Linked DNA regions of Homo sapiens: region 2 is linked to region 1. The links are chromatin loops, found by intact Hi-C in ENCODE. Cell type or tissue: PC-9. All regions are shown on one strand. Each heading gives the region's core, and the rest is flanking DNA. Links, peaks and the distances in the headings are about the cores only.

Region 1 (11,204 bases), core at 1,995-9,994:
TTTTTTTCACCGAATACCCACTCTAATGTCATCTCTTTCCAATCTCTACCAAGACGTCTTTCGCTCATATTGTCAAGCTAATCGAGGCTGGTATATAGAGAGATTAAAAATATTTGCTCAAAATCTATTTTTATGGTTTTCTCAGCTCAAAATCAGCTGTACTCCATCTCTGGATTAGAATGTGTGTGTACTCTTTTGTGTGTATATTTAATAAAGAAGTTAGTATTTGAAGAAATAGCCAACAATTAAAGAGGCCTATTCTCAATGGGCTAGAGATATCTTACAAGGCTATGGTAATCTTAAGATCCTGTGGTGAAAATGTATTATAGAAATATTTTTATTTTACAAATCTGCAGAAGATGAACTTTTTACTTCAACCTAGTTACTGACAGCTCAAGGAGGCAATTATATATTTATAATTTATATGGCGGTATATAATGAGGAATAAACACCTCTTCAACTAAGAAAATGCCTTAATAGGATGAAAGAGGATAATATTAATAGCAACTAATATTTATCTTGCTCTTCATAGTTAATAAAGTGCTTTCACAAACATTATCTTGCAGATCTTCACAACATCTCTGTGGGGATGTATTACAGGAGTCACTATTATTTTAATTCTCTGCATGAAGAATCTGAGGCTCAGAGCAGTTAAGTGACCTGTTTATAGACCAAGAAGGAAGTGGTAAAGACAGGACAAAATATATATCTTCTGAAATTCTATGCTTCTTCTACAATCTCAAATCTCATATCTCCTACAATCTCCTATTGCCTCCCTGTGGAGAGCCCACAGAGAGAAGCCAAGAAGTTCTAGGCTGAGAATGATGACAATACTAATCTTATCTACACTGAGTTTAGGTTTCATGGGGTCTTTCCTATGACAGACTCTCCCTTGTTTCTTCCATTGGCCTAAAGGGTTTGTTGTTGTTGTTGCTATGATGGTGGTGATGATCTAGTCTGAGAGCTACTGAAGTAGCTTAGGTAGTTACCTGACCAGGTGACTCAGAAAGGAGGGAATGACCCTGTTTCACATAACACTCAAACCTTTGGGCTATTCAGTAAAGAGTAGCCTCCCTCTCATCTTCCTTCCTCTCCTGAATCTGCCTCTGCTCCTTTGTCTTACTTTCTCTTCAATATAGGAAATTTTAAAAGTAGCTTTAAAACTAGGACAAGTGGTAGAGCCGTGTTAGGAACTTCTTTGTGGAGCTGTATCAGATGTAATTTCGGTGCAGATTTTTCTAAAATAAATGGAAGGAGGAACTTTTCTTTGGTTAATGTAATCATGGACTTCAGCACACCAAAAGTGGAAAACAATTTTCAAGAAGAGTGGCCTTGTTAAAGGCTTCAAAGCTCTGTTTTCAGGTGATATGGGCTAATCTTCTAACTATTGTCTGCAGAAACTCACTAAAAGTACTGTCCATGTGTCTTAACCTTGGTTTTCTTGGGAACCTGAGATGAATGTGAAAGATGTATTCTCTACTGCTTTATTAGGGAGAGGGATTCCAGGAAGTAACAATGATGGACAGGGGGAAAATAAAAAACAAGGTGGGAGAGTTAATATGAAGATTTATTATCCAGTAGTCTACCACAAGGTTCACTGATTGGTCAGTCCCACGGGACTATCTTCTCAAAAACGGTACAAACTGTGTATCAACACAGTCTCTTCTGGAGAAAAAGGAAATCGTTTATACTCCAAGTCTCTGCTCCTATTGGGCAAACATTTCCCCTATAAGTTTTTAAATCCCCAACACTTCTCAGTTGCAGATATGTGGGCCCAAGTGGAAATTCACAGCTTCCATCTTCAGTATGGATAAGGAAGGCCCAACATGGGAGGCAGGAAGAGTACAGTGTGGATGTGAGACAAGGCACTGTCAAATGATACATGTGTGAAGTTAGCAGCCACATGGCTACAACTGCAACAAGAAGCAGATGGGACCAAAATAATCTAAAATGGTTCATAAACGGTACCTGATAGAGCCAACTGTAAACCAAAAATAAAATTCTAAGCCCTCCAACAGACTGAATGGATCCCTCCTCTCAGCCAAGGGCACTCCAAAGTAAACCTGAAAAACTAGTCCAGGCCATGATGGGAAGGGGGGCCAGATATGCCTCATTCATTATACCCTCTTCCCTTTGGAATTCAGACACAACTGACCAGCGTTAACATTAAAACAGAGATCTTAAGACTGACAAAACAGACTCTTTGTAGCAATAAGATACCAGATTCCAACCTGGTTCTAGCATAGCATCACATGTTAGACAGCAGGCCTTGAAAGAAATTGAAGTACCTTATTCCAAAATATATTTCTTTGACATATTTTTTAATGGCCCTAAAAAGCTGGTAGCAGGCTTCATCTATATAATAAGAACCTTGGTCTCAACAACCCCTTATCTTAGAATTAGAAAATCTTTGAGTACACCTATGACCTGGAAGCCCCCACTTCAAGTTTTCCCACCTTCCTGGACTGAACCAGTGTACACCTTACATGTATTGGTTGATATCTGCTTGTAATTTCTGTCCCCTTAAAATGTACAGGATCAAGCTGTAACCCAACCACCTTGGATACATCATGTTCTCAGAACATCTTGAAACTGTGCCTCAGGCCTTGATTACTGATATTTGGCCCAGAATAAACCTCTTTACATCTTTTACAGAGTTTGACTCTTTTTATCAACATCACCCAGTACACCACTCTGATTTCTCATTATTCTATTATATCTGACTGCATGTACCAATATGGAGTCTCATTTTTGTGAGAACCTGATGCCTTTACTTTTGTCCACTCTGTCTCCAGGTCTCCTTCTAGACATTGGCCACTTAAAGTCACTTAGATGTAAAGAGATTTAAGGTAAGATAGTTATTGATGTATACTCAAGTCTCTGCTGCGCCATTCAGCATTGAGGCTGTAATTGATACCCATCATCTTCCTTCTCTACTTCTTATTCTAGATCTCCCTTATCCTCAGCCAGCAGTTGGCTGGTCTGTGTCACTTGCCTGGTTAGTTCTAAGTTCTTAGTTTTCTTTCTGAGCTGTGGTTGCTGCTAGTGTTCATTGACTATTGTCAATGGATCTGAAATGAGTGTGGCAGTTCCAAATACTGTCATCCCTGCCTACATTAAATAGCAGAAAACATCACTCCTCGTGACAATCCAAATCGATTGGGTCCTTATTACATAAATTCCTTTCTTTGCTGGCTGATGCATTGTTTTAAGAGCCAAAAGAGCAGGTGGTAGATATAGTTTCAAGTTTATGATAAACCTTACTGTGGCCTCTGGAAGAAGTGTTTACTTTTCTGGGAACCAGAAACTCTTAACTTGGCAAAGCCTAAGATTGCAGTGACAAGCTTTACAAATTATGTAATTGGGGCCAAGAGGAGGAATGGTGAGAGGTGAGGATCTTATTTCCTTCCTTTAGTTCCCAGATGAATATATATATTTCCAGACAGAGCATTATATATTAACCTTTCCTCTGAAAAAAAAAGGGAAGGAAGAGGAGTACATTGTACATTATTTAATTTCCAATTGCATATGTTTTGTGGCTGCTTACTTTTTTTTTTTTTTTTTTGCATTGAAAATCTGAATCAGTTCAGCTTGGTTTTGGTTTTGGGGTTTTGGGTTTTTTGTTTCTTTGTTTCTTTGTTTTGCCTGATGACTGAAAAAGAAGGAACATAAGATAATATAGGTTGTGTGTGTGCACACGTGCACACGCACATTTATCTATCTTTCTATCTATTCAAATGCCAAGTCAAAGACTGTGAGAGTCTCTAAATGTTGGGTATCCAGTTCCTCCTACTCTCATAATTCCAACTTAAAACATCCTGTGCTTCTGGTTTAGTTTCTTTTCCTATCCACACCCCCATAGCACTTTGTTGTGATATCATAGTCTAAACTTACAACTTGTCCCTGTTATTTAAGGAATTCCCCACACACATCTGTGCATTTAGCTTAAAACAAGCTGTGGGGATTTTTGTTGGTGCGTGCTGTGTGGGTTTCCCAAATGGAGTCTTTATTTTCAACACCTACAGCTTGCTCAGTCCATTCTGATGCTGGGATGGTTTCCTTCTGTGAGTAAATGTCAGTGAAGTGCTCCAGGCAAAGCTATTGCCCTCATGAAGCTTATGAATCTGGTTTGTTCCCGGAATAGACCCCTTATGCCTACATGCAAGTAAACATTCAGATCAGGTATATTAGCTAATCCAGCTTTAGGAGATTAAAAGAATTGACTCTTGCTGCTGAAGGCTAAAGGACAAGTTTTGCCTCACATTATAATGCTTCACCCAAACCAATTATATACACATTTTTTGTGTGTGTATGTACAGGCATATAGTAGGTACAAAAAAATGTGTGTATATAATCTTATTCTACAAAAGTTCATGGGATCTACTATGAACCAGGAACTATGCTAGGAGTAAGCAGAAAAATACATAAATGTAAATGAGACATACAAACTTGTGAGGGTGATAGGACATACCCAATAAACATGATAACCAAAGACACAGTAAGGTAAATAAGAACCAGTGAAGAGTTACGGGTTTCTAATACCATAGCAGATGTAAAATCCTTTTAAACTCTGAAGCACTCTAACATGTAAGTTGGAGATGATCAGGCTATCCTTGGGTAACAAGTGGGTCAATATTTGGCTTTGGGGCCATTATCTCTTTCATTCTATGTTCTTTTTTATTCTGTGTACCTGGGGAGGTAAGGTTTGCTTTCAGGAGTCATCAGAATCTATTTCACTGCCAGTGTTTCATCATACGCTTTTTGGAGAGTCAATTTCCTTCTGAGGAGAGTAGTTTCACCAGCTAGCATACTGAACGTCAAAGCGTGGTACCTTCCTGTATTCGTACATCCCAGTATTATCTTTCTTCTTTGAAATTACACAAAAACATACATATAATTATATATATAATAAAATAAATATAATTAAGCACATATAATAATACATTTTTCTCAAGAGAACTCTTTCATGGAAACATAGTAAGAAAAGCAAATTACCTTAGTTGAATCGGAGGAAGTGCCAGAGCCTGCCTTACTCAGCCCTCTTTCTGCTACCCTCACTTCTCTGGGTAAACTCTGTGAAGCCATAATCTCGTAACCTGGTTTAAAACAACTCTATTATATAGCTTTTAAAACACTTCAAATTTTGGCATTCGTGAATCTGAGACTGATAATGCCCGTGTGACCCTATGTCTTTAGCTGCTCAAGCTTACAATCGATGGTAGAATCAATCTTGTGGCAGAGTTCCCAGCCTCCTAGGCTCCTCTTCGCGTAATGCTCTACCTACTCCCCTAATTCTCCAGTTTTGGCAACTGAAACCCTGCATATGGCCTGCTTCAGATCTCTGGTGTGGAAATGTATGAGATATCAAGTACTTTTAGCCCCTGAGTTTTCCCTGGACTTGGTTGAGCCTTCACCTCTGGCTCCCTGGTCGTGGATACTACGCTGAATTAGAAAATCCTGCCGGTTTTTCCCTAGTGACCCAGTCTCAACAACTAACTTGCATGACCAGTACATGAGCTGGGACTTCTCTAGCTCTCTGGCAGAAAGTATTTACACTAAAATCTTTGACAAAGTGTACTTCTCCTAAGAGTGCGGTTTTTTTTTTTTTTTTAACCATAACACGGAAGAAAACCTTAGGTTAATTTCTGACCTGCACAGCCTCAAACTAAAGCATGCCAGAATTGCAGGAGGATACGAAGAAAACAGAAAATTGCAGTACCTGAAATCTAACAGCTACCACCTTTACTGAGCTGAATGTACTAGAATTACCAGGGAACAGCTAGAAAGAAAAAATAATAATAATTCAGGAAAGGAAAAATGTGTGTTTTTGACCCTATTTCTTTTTGATGCAGGCTGTGTGTGGAAAAGAGCTTGAAAAGAATTTTATCTTGCTCCACCTCGTGGTGGATGCCTGCAACATAATAATTCTTATGCAGTTTCTTCCAAAACAAAAACAAAAACAGAAACAAAGACAAACAAAAAAAAAATCACTGTGGATCTCTTTGCATGTCTTAAATAAAAATTTTCTGAAATTGAAAATTGAATTGCAATTCTTTTGCAACTGTATACTTATAGCATAAGAATGGAGACATCTCAGGCATTCAGTACAGCAGAAAACTATATTAGAAATTATAGTTTAAAAATAATTTTTAAGACATTCTTGCAGTGAATATCAACAATTTTTTGGTACATGAGGAGCTTCTGCCCCTGTAGGAATAAGTATGTCTGAAACATGAAAGAAAGAAAGAAAGAGAAGATAAAAGGAAGGAAGGAAAGAAAAGAACAGAAGGAAGGAAGGAAGGAAGGAAGGAAGGAAGGAAATTAATTTTTAGAAATAACCAGGGGCTGATTTATGTGCAATATGATTTTTTTCAGAGTTCATAAAGGGGAATGTGTGCTCCCCTACTCTCTAATTCCTGACATTTTTAAATGGTTAATACGGGTCTTTTATTTAAATGATGTTCTTTTTTATTGGCACATGTGGGTCAATTTTCTCCTTTTCTGTTTTACTCAAACCAAAAGCTGCACTCTCGGCAATTTGTCCCTTACAGAAGAGGCTGTTTCTTGTTACAACAGTACCGTGCTGTGCTTCAGCCATCCATAACACGCCCACTGTATGTAGTCTCATAGGAGGCATTGCAGGTCCAGTGTCTAGCCAGAAATGAGAAGCAGAGATTGTTATTTTTTTTTTGAGGTGTGACTCACCCACAACCTTCTCAATTCCAACTAGTTTTGTTTTGTTTTCCTGTAACCTAGTTTTAAATATATTTCCAAATCAGAGGCTGCCCTCAAAATGTAACCCTTCACCAACAGAAGCTTGTCTGGGAAGATTCTGCAGAAACTCCTCTCAGATTTGAAAAAATAATGGATTGGAAAATCATGTTTTGGCCAGGGTTCAGCAAAGAAAGTTAGGAACTGGCTACCAACATCACAAGAAACAATACTATATATAAAGGTATTGGTGTATTGAGATAGCTTATATTATTATTCTAGGTAAGGTCATCTAGGGGAATCATATGCCTGCATTTCGGTTCTCTTTTGAGGTACTTACCCTGGGCAATAGGAAGTATGAGAGGGGTTACAGAGATCCTCTTCCTTGGGCAGGAACACGTTTACAGCCATGATAGACACTCACTGTGAGGAACATCAGGTGGTGTGCGTGTGTGTGTGTAGGAGAGGTTGATACTTGAAATAAACCTCCTGAACCATGCTAAGAAGTCCAAAGTATGATAACAAGTGTGGATTTATCCAGATGACATTGGAGTAACACTACAGTGTTTTAAGCAGGGAAATTACATGATCACATTTATATTTTATAACTATAGTAAAGCTTCCATGTGTAGAATAAACTGGAGGAAAGCATACTGAAAGGATGAAGACCATCTAGAAACATATTCAAAAGTCTAGGCAAATGATGGTGATATGCCTAGCCTAGTAGGATTATGGATATTGAAATTGACTGTATTCTAGAGATATTGAGGATAGAGAAACAACAAGACTTGGAAATAGCTTGGGTATCTCCATGATGATAAACAATAATTTGGAAAATACGGTCTTGTTTTAAGTCTTACTGTGAACACATGCAGCTATTTGCCTGTGGATTTGTGTTTTTCTGACTGTAGGAGCATATTGGGTCTACACTCAAGGAAAACTAGAAGTGCAATAGTTATTGCCCCAGAAACAACCCTCAACAAATAACATAAAGGAAGATGACAGATCAATATTTCACTTTCCTCTCACTCGATAATATACCCATAAACTCTGTCCCACTAGAGTTCTAGGGTTCCCCAGAAAGATTTAGCTCCAGTTACCAATAGTGGTACATGACTTCATAATGCCCCCTGCGCTAGAATTCTTCCATTTCCTATTTTACTTCTCCACTTCCTCCCTACTCCCCTACCAGCATTTCTTGGGAAAACTTGAATATTTGTCTTACTGTCTGTTTTGGATAAAAACAAATGATGAAAACTTTCACTACAAAGGGATGATATTGGGGTGGAAATGAAGAATTCACATTTGAGAAAGATGAGATCAAGATACTCTATTCAGGTTGTTGTAGTTTAGCCCTTAGGGTCTTTCTGGTGTCATGTTAGAAGACTGCTTCCAGAAGCCTAGTTTCTGAAGCTTTGAGCTAAGGATTGGCCATCTTTTGCTAATAGTCTTCTTAGATGTCTGATTTGTTCTTCCATGAGTGGTGAATTTGTTTTTGATTATGTCCCCTCTGTTGAATGAAATTTAATTGTATTATACAAATTGCATTAAAGAGTATTTCTGGTATCACGTTTAGCTTCTTACTTCATTTAGCTAGGGTAAAATATGGTACTATAACCTGAACTGTGTTCCTCAAAATTCATAAATGAAAGCCTTGACTGCCAATGTGACTGTATTTGGAGACAGGTCCTTTACAGAGGTAATTAAGATTGAGTGAGGTCACAAGGGTGGGGCCCTAATCTGATAGAACTGGTGTCCTTAGAAAAAGAGGAAGAGACACCAGGGCTGTCTCTTTTTCTTAGTTCTGACAAAGGGAAAAGGCCTCGTGAGAACACAGCAAGAAGTCTGCTAGCCACAAGCTAGGAAGAGTTCCCTTACCAGGAACAGAATCAGCTGGAGTCTTGACTGGGATGTCCACCCTTCAGAACAGTGAGAAAATAAAGTTCATATTAAGCCACCCAGTCTGTGGTGTTTTGTTATGGTACCTTGAGCTAATACATATGGGCACATTAATGTTTAAATGAACGTCTTTACTTTATTTCCAAACTTCAGTATTTTCCTTCCTACATTTTAATTTTCTTTTTTCATAATGTTCTTTCATAAGAGAATGAATTTTGGACCCAGATCATCTGTTACGTTGGTCAAATTCCTTAACTTTATTTGAATCAATTTTCTCAAATGTCTGAAGATGATGATACTAATATTTGCTTCCCCGTCGGATGGCTGTCTTCAAAATAAGCACTTTAATTATAATAAAGGCTGGAAATAAAAATATTTCTTTTATTATTGCTGTATGTTTTCAATATTCTTCAATATCTTACATGAATTTTTTTAAAAAATTAAGTTGAAACTTTCTATTCCTGTCTTATTTTTCAGACATAGCTTTTTCCTGTCTTCCGTTCCACTCCTTCTCTAGAATTTCTTCTTGCCACACACTTCTTTCCCCTGGGTAGACAGAGCCTCACAAGCTCATCCTTATTTTTCCTCACAAAGCCTTGTCAAACAGACCATCCATTGAGATTCCTACTGGATCAATTGACAATTGATTCAATTTGGTCACTAGGCAACATATTTTAGGAAAAGAATGTTGTGAATGCTGTTTTTGCATTTATTTTCCAGGATTAAAACCTTCTTCAAATAATCTGCTTTGTTCCAGGATCCATGAAAGCTTGAAATAGCACCCACACCGTCTGCACTTGCTTGCCCTTTATGCCATAAATTCCTTCTAAACATAGACATCCATGTCAAGTTGGCATTGATATAGGATGCAGATTTATGTGTTTAGAAGTAAGTCAAGAAAGAAAGAACATTTGGAAAGACTATCAAGAAAGATGGGTTGTCAGAAAAAATAAAGAAAAAAGAAAAAAGATAGGAAAACTAATGAATGCTAAAACACACTACAACAGCTTATCAGTGTGAGTTAGCTCTTCATGTTCTCGTAGTCCGTTCTAGAATTGGGACCTTCTTTTCAGGCTCTTTTTCAACAATGGCCACTGGAGGGCATTGCCAGCCAGCAGTGAGGGAGGTTTATAGCAAGTCCTTAACAGGGAAAGTTAAGGTATAAAGGTCAGATGTGGCAATAGCGTCAGACAACAATAGGGCAAACATGAAAAACTACAACTACGTGTCTCAGAGCAAGATTTTGCTGGCACTTAGACTGAGGTCTAAGAAAGAGTTGTTGAAATATGGTGGGTGTTTGCCCTAGGTTTTATTTTCCCTTCTCACTGTTAACATTGATGTTGTCATTTATTTACAGCTTTATGGTTGCATGGGCCTCATATCATTTGATCAGTATGTTCTCTAACAGTTTGGTCTAAATTGAGTTTCTGAAAATTTGAACCTGTCAATGAAGATGGCTGATCTCCATGAAAAGATGGCATAAGCAGGTCTCTTCAAAATGGGAAAAGGTCCTCTAGGAAAGCAAAATGTTACTTTAACATTTGAACATACCTGCAAATTTCTTATTAAGTTGATTTATAGTGTGACACATCAATAAGGTACTTGAGGCTTGATTCACTAGACTGATATGCCACTCAATCGGGCAGTCATTTAGCTTATTCACCACCTCTACTCGGGGGGCCAGTGATGCTTCCTCTGATCACGTTGAAACGGCGCCCATGTGAAAGCCCAGCACCATGTTACATTTCCATTCTACCTTCTCTTCTTATGCCTTGGAATATTCAAATCAATATTCTTCAAATTTCAAGTCTATGGGAAAGGGTGGTATTTTTAAATTCTAATTTGTTTTAGTGTGCATATGTGTGGTTTGTTCATGTAGACGGCTTTGCCGTTTAATCTCAATTCTTGGCAAGCCAGTGTTAAGTGACTGGTTTTACACTTGGTGTGACTGAATGGGTACTGAGGCTCAGCTTGCCTGAATTACAAAGGCCATCGAGATGTTCTAACCTCATGTTTCTGGAGAAGTTTTCAATTGGCTTTTAGCACTATATCATCCTGGATTGCCTCTGATATCAATGACTACTTCTGTCAGTTTCCTTTACTTTCCTCTCTGCTGTTGGAACAGAAGCATGCCCAGAGATCAGACATTGAACCTATTTTCTTCTGGGTCTGCCTCACTTTCATGGTGATATCCTCCAGCCTCATGACTTTTAAAACCACCTATAGGCCAATGACTCCCAAATTTATATTTCCACTCTGCATCTCTCCCATATACTCCAAATTCCAATTTCCAAATGCCTACAACTCTACTTGAGTGTCTGATAGATGTCTCAAACTTAGTATGTTCAAAACCAAACTTGATCTTCCTTCTAAAGCTTAGTTTTCCCTTCTCAGTTTATAGCAGCTTGTGGTTTTCTGTGTGAAAAGGGCTATGTAAACCAAAATAAAATTCTGAGCCCCTAACAGACTAAATGGACTCCCCTCTTCACCAAAGGGATCCCAAAGAAACCTGAGCAACTAATTCAGGGCATGAATGGAAGGTGTGGGAGGGGATCAGACATGCTTCATTAAACCTTTCTCCGTTTGGAATTTGG
Region 2 (8,000 bases), core at 1-8,000, 110 kb before region 1:
ATGGTGAAGAACAAATAGTCCCTGTTCCTTTCTTCATGCTCGTTTGTGTCTCATATGTCTAACTGTTTCAGGGTCCCTGCTATTCACCGTGACTCACAGATGGCACCAATACTGTGTTTTAAAAATGAAAAGCAAAGTGGAGGTCAAAGTTAGGTTCTAAAAAAAATAAAAATGAGGAATAACATAAGGAGGATAAAAGATGTTGAGGCTGCAGTTCAGTTCTGTTGCTAATTTACTGGGTGATTTGGGCAAGCTACTTAACCTCTCAGAATCTGTTTCCACATCTGTTAATTTGCTTAGTTCTTGACTCTAACAAGCTAGCATTCTGTAGTTTGAGATTTAAGAGCCTCTGAAACAAGTTTCCTTTCTATTTCTTTACATTTTTGATCAATCCATCTTTGCTCATTTTCCATGTGGCTCTTATCTGCTCCTCTCCATCTTAAGTATTATCCTAGTCCAAGCCACATCATCTCATTCTTGAACTTTTCTTTTCTTTTTTTTTTTTTTCATTTGAGATGGAGTTTCACTGTTTTTGCCCAGGCTGGAGTTCAGTGGCACGATCTCGGCTCACTGCAACCTCCACCTCCCGGGATCAAGTAAGTCTCCTGCCTCAGCCTCACACATGGCTGGGATTACACGCGTGCGCCACCACCCAGGCTAATTTTGTATTTTTAGTAGAGATAAGGTTTCACCATGTTGGTCAGGCTGGTCTCAAACTCCTGACCTCAGGTGATCCACCCGCCTCGGCCTCCCAAAGTGCTGGGATTATAGGCTGAGCCACCCTGCCTGGCACATTCTTAAATTTTTCTGCAGTAGCCTCATAATTAGCTGTTTCTCCTTCACTTTTACTCTCTACAGTCCATTCTTCACACAGTAACCAGTGTTACCTATTTCAAATTGTAAATTAAATCAGGTGTCTCCTCTGTGGAAAACCCTGGAATATGTCCCATTATTCTTAGAATTAAATTTAAGTTCCTTACAGCGGCCTATATGCTCTTATATGTTCAAATTCCTACCTGTTGCTTCAGCTTCTTCATATTCCACTGTTTTCCTTGCCCCTGGCAGTGAAGTTTTCTGAGATTCTTCAGGAACTTCACATGTACTATTCCCTTTCTCACCTAAGTTCTTCCTTCACACACTCTCCTCTCAACTTTGTCCCTCACATCTTCATTCTATTTCACTCAGCTCAAAAGTCCATTTCTCAGGGAACATCCCATCTCCTGCCCTAATCAGCGACCTCTCAGGCTAAGTAAGATCCCTGTTAATATATCCACTTTATACGCTGTACGTCTTTTTCATGATAATCACTCCAATAGCAATTGTTGTTAATTGGGTAATTATTTATTTAACTACTTAATTAATGTCTGTGACCTTCTCTAGAATGAAAGCTCCATGACAACAGGCAGATTTATTTGCCTCTGTATGTTTTATGTGTAGCAAAGCCTTTGCAGTTAGTAGGTGCTCAGTAAATACTCAGCGAATGAATGAAAGGATATAATAAATAGGTAACACTTAATTCTTTAAATCAGCTATGAGATTATTTTGTATGAGATAACAAGGTATATATGCCAGAGAGTTCTGAAGAAGCATAGACGTTTCTTTCTATGTAGTTACTGATCTCTGTTTTTACTGTGAGTGCAAACAATACTCATGCCACCCCATTAGAAACAAATATCCACCAAACTCTGTGTGCTGGGCACTAAGCTGGATGAGCAGGACTAAAGCTCTCTCTTTGAGCTCACAATCTAGCAGCAAATTAGCCTCAAATAACAGTTACGCAAGGTACGAAGTGGTTAGTATCATAAGAGAGGTTCAGAGAAACAGCTATGGTGGTTTCAAACTGAGAGAAATTGCTTCAAACTGAGAGCAGCCATCTATATATCCAGAGGTGTAGTGTTCAATTTAGGCCTTAAAAAATTTGTGTGATGTGACTACTTGGAGATAGGTGAGAAATGGCAATGAAGAATGGAGCTATGATTAAATAATTGCCTCTGCCCGGTTGTTACAAGTAAAGCCAAGTCTCTAAACAAGAGGCAGGAACTTAACCTTTTAAAATTTATTTTTATTTTTATTCACTCTTATTTACATATGGTCAAATTGAGTTTTTTGGTGTAAGAAGTCTGTGAATTTTGACAAATGCATACAACCATGTAAAAACCACCACAGTTTAGGTACAGAAAGTCCCATTATCCTCCCAAATTTCTCTCATGCTGCCACTGTGCCGTCCCCCCACACCCAGTCACTAGCAACCACTGATCGTTTTCTGCTCCTATAATTCTGCCTTTTCCAGAATATCAGATAGATAGAATTGTACTGGTCTGGCTTCCTTCACTTAGCATAACACATTTGAGGTACATCCATATTATCATATGTTTGAGAAGTCCATTCCTTGTTACCAAGTAACATTCCATTGTATGGATATACCACTGTTGTTTATTCATTCATTAGTTGTAGGATATGTGATTGCTTCAAGTTTTTGGCTATTATGATTAAGGCTGCTGTAAACGTCTATATACAGGCTTTGTCTCAACACAAGTTTTTGTTACCTAGGACTGATATTGCTAGGTCATATGGTAAGGTCATTAGGTATGTTTAACCTAATAAGAGGCTGCCAAACTCTTTTCCAAAGTAGCTATACTCAATTCTGTATTCCCGTCTTCAATGAATGAGAGTCCAGCTGCTGCACATTTCATGAACACTTGCTATTTTCCATTTTTTAAAATGCTAACCATTCTAATAGTTTTACAGTAGTATCTTGTGTGATTTTTAATTTACATTTATATAATGACTAATAATTTGGACCATTTTGTCATATGTATATCTCCTTTGGTGAAGTGTCTGTTAAAATATTTTGTCCCTTTTTAATTAAGTTCCTGATATTTTTCTTTGACTTTTGAGAGTTCTCTATATATTCTGAAAATGAGTTCTTCATTGAATAGCTGATTTGTGGCTTGTCTTTGCTAACCTTTAATTTTCTTGTTATTTTAAAAATCTTGCTCCCAGGCCCATCACTGGATCTCCTATAGTCTCTTAGGTCTACTCAGTATGTTTATAGAACTTCTAGGTTTTTTCAGACACAGTGGGGATCTAGGAAGATGAAAATGACCATTGCCCTGTTAACAAGGAGCTTTTGAGTAGCTGGAAAGAGAATTCAGGTATCCAAATATTTATAACCCACGAAATAATGTCCCGAGTGCCATAGGGATGTATAGATGGTGTGCTATACTGCAGAGTGTTGTCACTCATTGAGGTTTCTGGTTACTAAAATACTTTGAGGCCCCGAAGAGAGAAACAATAAAGACTGTGGATGATTACATCCTACAAACTGTAACAAAGTGGCTTCCCTCTTTACAGCCTCATGTATTATCTTTGATGATGATGGGCATTAGGGGATGAAAAAGGGGCCGTGCCAGGCAATGCAGTCTTTCTCAACTTGATCAGTCACAGTGCCCACTCTAACCATTGTCAAGCAAAAGGACCACATCAGAAGCCATTAGCCTCACTGCATCTCCCCACCCCCTCAGCCCGTTTGCTGTAATTGTCCCATTTGACTTCGTTTAATAACAAATGGGTAAAGAAATTCCATGCTTGACACATGTGGAGTTGCATGTGTGTGTGACCCATCAGACAGCTTCAGGGCACAAGTATACTGCCCAGCCTATCTTTTGCTTCTGCTCATACTAATCATTAACATGTGTCACTTTAGGCTGGGCATGGTGGCTCACGCCTGCAATCCTAACACTTTGGGAGGCCGAGGCGGGTGGATTGCCTGACCTCAGGAGTTTGAGACCAGCCTGGGCAACAGGGTGAAACCCTGTCTCTACTAAAATACAAAAAATTAGCCGGGCATGGTGGTGTGTGCCTGCAGTCCCAGCTACTTGGGAGGGTGAGGTAGGAGAATTGCTTGAACCCGGGAGGCTGAGGTTGCAGTGAGCCAAGATTGCATCACTGCACTCCAGCCTGGGTGACAGAGTGAGACTCCAACTCCAAAAAAAAAGAAAAAAAGAAAAAAAAGTCACTTTATTCATTAAGTACCATTAGTGACTCTCAGTTGCTACAAGGATAAAGTTTGTTCTTACCCTGATTGACCCTAGTCTCATTGACCCTTTACCATTCTCATGCTTTGTGAAATCATCCCACACCCTGTGATCTAACCCCGGCTGACTCATGGACTAACTCATCATGGCTCACATCAGCCTGGACTCCTCCCCTTGGAGGAGGAGTCAGTGCACATTCTATGCATTTTTTCCAGACTTAAATCAGATGCCATCTCTTCTGTGAAGGCACCGATGAGTGTCACCCATCTTGAAGTCCGAATTAAAAGTGCCTTCTGCCCTCCTATGACACGTTGCATCTTTATTTTTTCCTTTTAGCATTTGCTTCATTTTGCTTTGTGTTGTGGTTGTTTGCCTGACTCTCCACCCAGTCTTGACAGTGAGATCTTTGAGAGCACAGTCTATATCTTCCTTGTATCTTTATCCCTCGTTGGAGCCTAACATAAACTGTTGCATGTGGTAAGTTTTCACTGAGGGTTTATTGATTGAAGGACATGCCATAAGCCACAGTTCACCTTGCTTTGTGACCCAGACAGAAGAGGTGTCTCAGTGGCTGATAGTTGTAACTGGAGGTGACAGGGGGCTCTGATGTGTTCTAAGCAAAGACAGCCCTGTTTCCCTATTGGCCGTGATTATGCCCTCCTATCTAGAATAGGAAAAGGGTGATTTGATTTTGAGCAATAAGCAACCTGACTCTAATTGTCTACCTTAAATGCCTTCCATTGTTCTGCTTAAGGTGATTTTCTACCAGCATGAAATGTTCTCCTTCCCAGACAGTTGATGGAGGAGCTGAGTCATGCCTGACTATACTTAATAAGACAGAGGCAGCTAATGCCCCAGGGAGCTGCCTTCGAGGACAGCTTGACATTTCTGACTCCTCTGCTTTTTAAAAGTGGGTGTTGTGAGGGAAAGTTAAGCATGAAGGTAGCTTCGGAGTCTCCACTGGAAACAGGACTATATAGTGACACTCTCTAATTTAGACAGATGTGATCTACCCCGCTGCCTCTTGGCTGTGATATGTGCCTTCCGATGCTGGGAGGTGCTAATCAAGGATGTCATGTTTTTCATGAAAGAGTCTCACTTGCTTACTCACTTTGTTCTACTTTCTATTAATGAGTGCCCACCCACTTCCGTTCTTTTCTCTGAAAAACTGGCTTGATTTATATTTTTCAGAGTCAGGCTAGAAAATACTCTTGAAGTTAGCATGGATTATAAACCCATCATATTATAGAGATGGACAGGGTTACAGATCATCTGGTTTTACCTTCTTATACGTGATAAAACTGAATCCCAAAGCAGGAAAGTGACTTGGTCACAGTCAGCATTAAATTTCAGACTCTAGAGAGTGACAGATCTGCGTTAGAATCCCCGTCTCCTACTGACTTGCTGTGTAATTGTGTGGGTATCTTTTAACTTATCTATGCTTCATGCTCGTCATTTGTTAAATGAGGGCCATAATAAAGCTATCTGAAAGAGGCATTATGAAGAGTGAAAATGATAATAAATGTAAAACACTTAATACCTGGCGTATAGAAAACACTCACAATTAAGTGAATGGTACTGGTAGTTCCTATGGTGGTGGCAGTTTTATAATGGTGGTCACACTGGCAGAATTAGGACAAGAAACCAGGTCTTCTGACCCTATGTCTTTGTTCTCCATAGGGTATACTACAAGATGTATCTCAGGAACTATATTTAGCTATGAGGAAGTTTAAAGTGATCTGTCTGAAGATGAATTCCTATATTCAAAGAAAGGATCAGTAGCGAGTTTGCTGTAGCACAGAAGGAAAAGAAAACATGGTTTGAGATGTTTGTCAACATGAAGAATCAAATTGGGCGGAGTGTTTGAGGGAAGAAATTATATGTAAAATCTCCAAAATAAAAACCAAGGGGCTGAGTAAGACCTGAGAACCTGAGGTCAGTGGATAGAGGACTGACTCTGGAATCAGAAAAACTGCTGCCCAATAGCTCTGTGAGCTTCCCAATTCACTCTCTGAACCTCTCTTTCAAACCCCAAAATGGGGCAATATCCTCTATATCTGGGATCAAAGGATATAATATGTCTAAAACTTCCATCTAAACTATACATTACTATGGATTATGTCAACAATGTTGGATTTGCAGTCTTTGGTGGGATGTGGTGGAAGAAATAAGGCAATGATTTCTAAGTGATGCATTTGAAACATTTTCCTACCTCAAAGCATACGGAGATAAAAAGGTCTCTTACATCTTTTTTTCTTTCTTTCTTTTTTTGAGATGGCATCTCACTCTGTTGCCAGGCTGGAGTGCAGTGGTGCAATCTCAGCTCACTGCAACCTCTGCCTCCTGGGTTCAAGCGATTCTCCTGCCTCAGCCTCCTGAGTAGCTGGGACTACAGGCATGCGCCACCACGCCCAGCTAATTTTTGTATTTTTAGTAGAGATGGAGTTTCACCATGTTGGCCAGGTTGGTCTTGATCTCTTGACCTCGTGATCCGCCCGCCTGGGCCTCCCAAAGTGCTGGGATTACAGGCGTGAGCCACCATGCCCGGCCTACATCTTTCTAAGCAACCATCTTCATTATTCATTTTCCACTAGGCAGGGAATCACATGCAGCATTGGGAGTCCAAAAGTCCTCAGGGATGAGTGTCTTGGACTTGACAGTGTTGTCCTGGAATATATACCTGGACACACATGCACACACACACAAGATGTTTGTGTGTGTAGTTGTAGTTGTACCATGCAGTTCCTAAAAGCCCTCTTCAAATGACTGTGAGTTATTTTCCTGGTCTTTCATCTATTTTTCTAAATTTGATTTTTCTAGAATGTTTGTTTTCTTCACATATGAAAAGTACATTCTCTTGTTTTGCTTCCTTTGTTCTAGATTTTAGAGAAGTTGGTTTGTAGTTTTCTCTTTCCCAATAAACGTATGAGGCAAATGTTCTCAACCTTAGCACTATAGTAAGTCAATAAGCTCAACATAAAAGTACGTATAAAAATTTAACCCCTGACATACCAAGAGAAAAGAGAAACAAAGATTGATATAAGTCCAGTATAAACTCTTATTTTTGCAGTTGGTTTTATATGCAGAAGTAATGTTCATGATATGGTTATCAGAGAGACTTTTATCCTGCCTCTGCTACTAACCCAGTCTTTCACCTCAGGCATTCCCTAGCCCCTCTGGTGTCAGAGCCTGATCTGTATAATGTGTCATGGGGCTGGATGATTTTTGAATCCACCTTCCAGCTCTAACATGCAGTGGTTTTCTAAGATGCACGGTGGATTATAGGGGACTTCAGTGTTCAGAAACTTAGACCAGGATTTTATCTTAGCATTTACTCTTCCCAAGACCCTGCTTCTTTCCTTGGGAGGAGATACTGTTCTCTAGGTGAGTGACCACTAAAAACCTAGCCACTCAGCACCCCCACCTCTTGAATTCTTCCTGTCACCCCATCATATTCACTGCCAGACATTTCTCCAAACCCCATTTCTCATGCTCTCAGCTTTTGTTGCTTGCTTCACCCAATTTTCTCTCAGAATCTTTTGTTTTCTGCTTGTCACTACCAGCCATCAAGAAAAATCTACACGCTTGACACATTATTAAGATAGAATGAGACTGCACCGGCGTTTCGCAGGTGATGCCTCTGTTAAACACAGTGGCAGGATTGTCGCCTGTGTCTCTTCCTCTGGCAGGTGATGAAGATCATAAATGTTCTTTTACTCCAGGCAGTTTCCTGAGAATTGCTGGGGAGGTTGCTGACAAGGTTTGCTAGATGCACTTTCCTTTGACTTTGTAATTTTGCGTGGAATATTGGCTGCACATCTTGAGGCGGGGAAGTTAGAAAGCTCCTAATTGAAAGTTGAAGGCCCCGATGTACTTTTATGGAATGAGTCTCTCTGAGCCCCCAACTGGGAAGTGTAAGACATGGTGTTGAAAGGTACAGAGACCCATTAAATACATGATGGG

Evidence for each region. A loop is a pair of places that touch in the nucleus more often than their neighbours do. Peaks named below come from ENCODE experiments on the same cell type or tissue, not always from the same donor. Only the 100,000 strongest peaks of a DNase experiment are listed, where the experiment ranks them.
Region 2: a loop joins it to region 1, with 2.9 times the contacts of the local background. A loop is called at or near these places in 4 of 110 quality-filtered maps.

The regions. Positions count from the first base shown.
Region 1 is chr3:190,691,500-190,702,703 of GRCh38, forward strand. It overlaps LINC02013 (long intergenic non-protein coding RNA 2013), which reads right to left and starts at 7,815. Exons shown (of 2, transcript NR_183762.1): 1 at 7,052-7,815; 2 at 6,446-6,651. In PC-9, for the core only: CTCF peaks have their summits at 5,934 (motif pointing left), 6,133 and 9,708 (motif pointing right); DNase peaks (open chromatin) are centred at 6,692 and 9,762.
Region 2 is chr3:190,581,825-190,589,824 of GRCh38, forward strand. The region is part of intron 3 of IL1RAP (interleukin 1 receptor accessory protein); the gene reads left to right. Among named protein-coding and RNA genes, the nearest start is that of IL1RAP, 72 kb to the left of the region's middle. RefSeq lists enhancers at 3,116-3,649, 3,650-4,183. In PC-9, for the core only: no CTCF peak of the experiment used is centred there; DNase peaks (open chromatin) are centred at 4,187 and 4,847; H3K27ac peaks cover 1,585 bases.